Regions from separate parts of the Homo sapiens genome. Here region 1 is linked to region 2. Evidence: read pairs that join two places in POLR2A ChIA-PET (ENCODE). Cell type or tissue: MCF 10A. All regions are shown on one strand.

Region 1 (2,500 bases), 56 kb after region 2:
AGTTTGGCTTAATTGTGAAACCACCAGTATGTTTTACTGTGGATTCACAGAGAAACTGGCCCTGCAACATTGTCAAATGCCATAGAAGGAAATCTGATAAGGAGAGGAGGGGGAAACAGCAAGCCAACACCCCCCTCCCACCACAAGAAAACAAAAAGTAGCCAACATATATATAGAAAATGTCTCAGGAAACATTACTTTGTGCACACAATGGCATAAATCACATGTTCGCATTTACTATTCTGAGCAAGTGCTGACTAAAGTTCCTAATACTCACCATTCTTGGGCAAGTCTCTATGTCTAAGAAAAGAATTTCAATAAGCTCATCTCATGATTACATTAGCTCTCTGCAAACTGAGAATTAGCACTGGATAAATATTGCTGATTTACTCTAATACAACACAAAAGGAACACAAAGAAATACACTTTGTTATTCTATTAATGTACCTTGGCTTTTCAATTAACCCAGCTCTTAATCAATATTTATGTAAGCTGTGTTGAGCCACGTTCTAAGTCCTTATCCCCTTTCGTCATTGTTTTAAACTGCCTATTTCTGTAATTTGGATTTAGTTTCTACCATTGTCCAAAAACAGCTCATTTAATCATAAATCCTCTAAGTCAAGAGGAGCTCATCCAGTCAAGAAGTCACAAACCAGTCAGCCCATGTGCATGGCGGGCCCTTCCAAGTGTTCTAAAACTTGGGAAACTTTAGGCAAAAATACCCAGACCTCAATCTTCTCTCATAAAATAAAATAAAGGCCAAAAAATAAAAATAAAAAACAGTTGAAACTGATAGAAGCTGCCTTCTTCAGACAAGATGTAAAATCCCCACCACTCCCTATTGCATTGTATTCAGTCCAGTTTTCCCTTAACTATCTGGCCCCCGTGGGCACCAGACATTTAAACTTGTAACATTGATTTAGTTCACCTTTCTCATTTTACTGATGAGGACAGTGAGGTTCAGTGACATGTCCAAGAACCAACTGACGGCAGGACTTGAACAAAGATCCAGGTTTCCTATCTGCCAAGACAGCATCTTGGACTCTGCAGCCAGATTGCTTGGGTTCAAATTCCAGCCCCGGAATTTACTTGCTGTGGAACACTGAGCAACTTCTTCAGCCTCCTTGTACTTCAAAGTTTTTTTTTCTTTCTTTTTTTTTTTTTTTTGGGGAAGAAAAAAAGGGAAACCCAGGTTTTATAATAATTCTGTCTGCCTTGTCCAGCAGTAATTGCCAGGACTCAATGGGTTGATACAAATGAAGTAGCATGTCAGAATTAGCTATCATGATCATTGTTATTTCTTCTCTAAATTGGTGTTTTCCAAACCGTGGCATGCAGAGATGATTTTAGATGGTTCACAGGTAGACTTTTAATTTAATTAAATTAATTTATTTATTTGAGACGGAGTCTCACTCTGTAGCCCAGGCTGAAGTGCAGTGGCACGATCTCAGCTCCTGCAACCTCTGCCTCTCAGGTTCAAGCGATTCTCCTGCCTCAGCCTCCTTAGTAACTGGGATTACAGGTGCCTGCCATCACGCCTGGCTAATCTTTGTACTTTTAGTAGAGACAGGGTTTCACCATGTTGGCCAGGATGGTCTCGAACTCCTGACCTCTGGTGATCTGCCTGCCTTGGCCTCCCAGGGCGCTGGGATTACAGGCGTGAGCCACCGCACCCGGCCCAGAAATAAACTTTTAAAATGTATATTAAGTTTTTCATTGCTTATTTGTTTTGTATTTACTATTTATGGGAAGGTGGTACTGGTTTTCTATTTATAGGAGATATAGCAAGTTTTAAAAAAGGGCCAATTTGAACATAGGCATTAAGTAAACACAGGGAACATGTGGATATAGCCAGAAAAATAAAAGTCAAGATGCTATGAAAATAAAATTTGGAACAATGTGTTATATCATTGGTTTTCAAAGTGGGTTCAGAAACCCTCGGGAATCTCTGAGACCATTTCAGATGGTCCACAGGGTCAAAACAATGATCCTAAAACTACTAAGACATTACTGGCTTTTTTCACTCTCATCCTCTTTCAAGTGTATATATAGTAGGGTTTTCCAGAAACGATGTGACATGTGATATCACAACAGAGTGAATGCAGAAGGAGATATGAGAACTCCGCTCTCTATATAAAGCTAGACAGTAAAGAGATTTACAAAAAATGTAAAACAATGCCACTGTTCTTACTAATTTTTTGTTGTTTTTGAAAATATGGTTAACTTTCATAAAAAGTGCGTTACATTTACATAATGAGTTTATATTGCTATTTTATTTTATTTTTAAATTAACTTACAGTAAAATTTCCTTTTTTGGTGTACAGTTCTGCGAATTTTAACACATGGATAGATTCATATAACTACCACGACTATATTGTCAGGATACAGACTAGTCCCTCACCCTCAAAACCCCTCATATTAATTCTTAGTAGTCACCCTCTCCCTCCACTCCCCACCAGCTCCTGGCAACTACTGATTTGTTCTTGGTATAGTTTTTTCT
Region 2 (2,500 bases):
AAGGCTAAGTTTGAGACACAATGTCCCTTGTGCTTCAAAGACAACATACAGTTTTCTTTCTCCTTTTTTTTTTAAAGGAAATATGAATGTGCTCACGTTATAAAGCTTGATGTCTAGTTTTGAAACAATTTAAGCAAAATAATGTCAATATGTGAGGTTCTCACAATGATTTATGCTTCCTCCTGTTACTTTATTACATTAGACATTCTTTTCTCAAAGCTTTATACTTTTCACTGTGCTCCTAGCAACCAACCAACGGCAAAGCATCAACTTTATATACCTGGCGCTATTCCAATTCTTACTGCTATTGACAATTATATTGAAGTTTCCATTTAATTGCTGCTCTGTTGTGACACCGAATATTTGTCACAATTAGGCATTTCCTATTTTCTGTCCATGCATTTTTTATTATTACTGAAAATGAAATTTTTATTCCAGAAAACCTAAGCATGAAAATTCTACAGATAAGAGTAGCTACAGCTGTTACTATCATTACCAACATTGTAACATGAAGAAAAAAAAAGAGAATATAATTTCTCGGAAGGTAATTTTCCTTTCAGTCTAAGTGCTCTTATTCATCTTGCAGTTACTCAATGATTTCCTGTTCTAATTACAGGACATTATACAGAAAGACATTTGTAAAAGGAAAATGCAGCAGAGCATATGACTAAATAGCTTGAATTGGTTGAAAGTGTTTAAAATTCCAAAGTTGTACATCAACTTTATCAATTCGTGGTTATAGCTCTATGTAAATGTGTACTGTGTCCTGCCGTATTTTTCAATCTCTCTTAAGGTAGTAAACTTAGTACCCAAAGTTAGTACACATCAAAGGGGAAAACACATTTGCAGTTAAACTGATGTTGAAGAGTTGGAGTCAGGGAAGATCAGTTGTGTGTGCGTGTGTGTGTGTGTGTGTGTGTGTGTGTGTATCTCCCTTCCTCATCAAAGCTGTTAAATTGGAGGCATGCCAAAACAAGGAGTGGAAAATATTAATAATAAAAATAAATTAAATGCCTGATTAAAAGGGAAAGAGAACAAGATTCCATCCGGAATAGAAATGAAAATGCCACAAACTATTTCATAAAAACAAACTGTGACGTAAATTACACATCAGTATTGCACTGTTGTGGTTATTTTGAGAAATGGTTTGTACTGTAAGTCAGCTGGTGCTGCCCCACCCTTAATGATTTTGTAATTCTCGACACAGTAAGCAAGTGGGGCAGCCCTGAGATTGCTGAGACAGAAAACAGAACTAGCCATACAGAACTGGCAATAAAAAGATAATGTACTTTTAACATAACAGAACAAGGAGATTGGCTTGGCTTTATTAACTAAAAAAAAACTACTTTAAATGGTCCCCAGCTTGCCATTTGTTTTGCTAAATGGAAACACAGATCTTCCCAGGATAGGCAACGAAAACATCACTGGAGAACTTAAAAAAAAGTAAATGTGGGAAAAATATATCAGTACATGGATGCAAACAAAACAAAGAATATTTCAAACCCAAAACCAAGGGTTTGAACCAGCTGTTTTCAAAAGCAAACCACTTAAAATAGAGGCATAGACAAATACAAAAATATGTATCAAAATGTTACTATCAGCTTTTGCCCTCACTATTGCTTCATCACTCAAGAAAAAAAACATCACAAAACTAAACTATAACCAAACACTGCTACCACTCTGAGTAACAAATGAACGCAGTGGGAAGAAAGCCAACTCCACCTCCAAGGTTGTCCCAAAGGGTCACTGAATTCTAAGCCACGACCGGGAGCCACTTTTTATCTTGAGAATTTTGCAGCTTATTGCCATAGGGTTCATCTTAGCCACATTTAAATTTAAATGTCACACTAGACAGGGATTATGCAACAGGTGAGACTTCATGGCCAGATTGACATGTAGGTAAAGTTGTTACCACATATGAGGTGTTATTCTATGGGGCCTGACTTACCTTAACTTGCTTCCCCGTCACATGGGTTAAACTTTGGCTAGAGTCAGCCATTCACTTTTTTTTTTTTTGAGACAGAGTTTCGCTATTGTTGCCCAGGCTGGAGTGCCATAGCGTGATCTCAGCTCACCGCAACCTCCACCTCCTGGGTTCAAGCGATTCTCCTACCTCAGCCTCCCCAGTAGCTGGGATTACAGGTATGCGCCACCACACCCAGCTAATTTTTTTGTATTTTTAGTAGAGACAGGGTTTCTCCATGGTATTTAAGCTGGTCTCGAACTCCCGACTTCAGGTGATCCGCCCACCTCAGCCTCCCAAAGTGCTGGGATTACAGGCGTGAGCCACCGTGCCTGGCCTCCACAATGATTTTTTAACCATAATACCAAAAGCACATAAGAAAACAACAAACAATAGACAACTGGACTTCATCAAAATTAAAAGCTTTTGTGCATCAATGGACACTATCAATAAAGTGAAAAGACAGTCTTGGAGAGGGGGAAAATATTTGCAAAGCATATACCTGATAAGGGATTAATAACTAGAATACATAAAGAA

Evidence for each region. ChIA-PET counts read pairs that join two places held together with the same protein. Peaks named below come from ENCODE experiments on the same cell type or tissue, not always from the same donor. Only the 100,000 strongest peaks of a DNase experiment are listed, where the experiment ranks them.
Region 1: POLR2A ChIA-PET joins it to region 2 with 13 read pairs; 8 of 35 experiments call an interaction of 5 or more read pairs at or near these places.

What each region holds. Positions count from the first base shown.
Region 1 is chr10:61,935,515-61,938,014 of GRCh38, reverse strand. The region is part of intron 2 of ARID5B (AT-rich interaction domain 5B); the gene reads right to left. Among named protein-coding and RNA genes, the nearest start is that of ARID5B, 35 kb to the right of the region's middle. In MCF 10A, no CTCF peak of the experiment used is centred here; no DNase peak of the experiment used is centred here.
Region 2 is chr10:61,991,549-61,994,048 of GRCh38, reverse strand. The region is part of intron 3 of ARID5B (AT-rich interaction domain 5B); the gene reads right to left. Among named protein-coding and RNA genes, the nearest start is that of ARID5B, 91 kb to the right of the region's middle. In MCF 10A, no CTCF peak of the experiment used is centred here; DNase peaks (open chromatin) are centred at 1,168 and 1,768.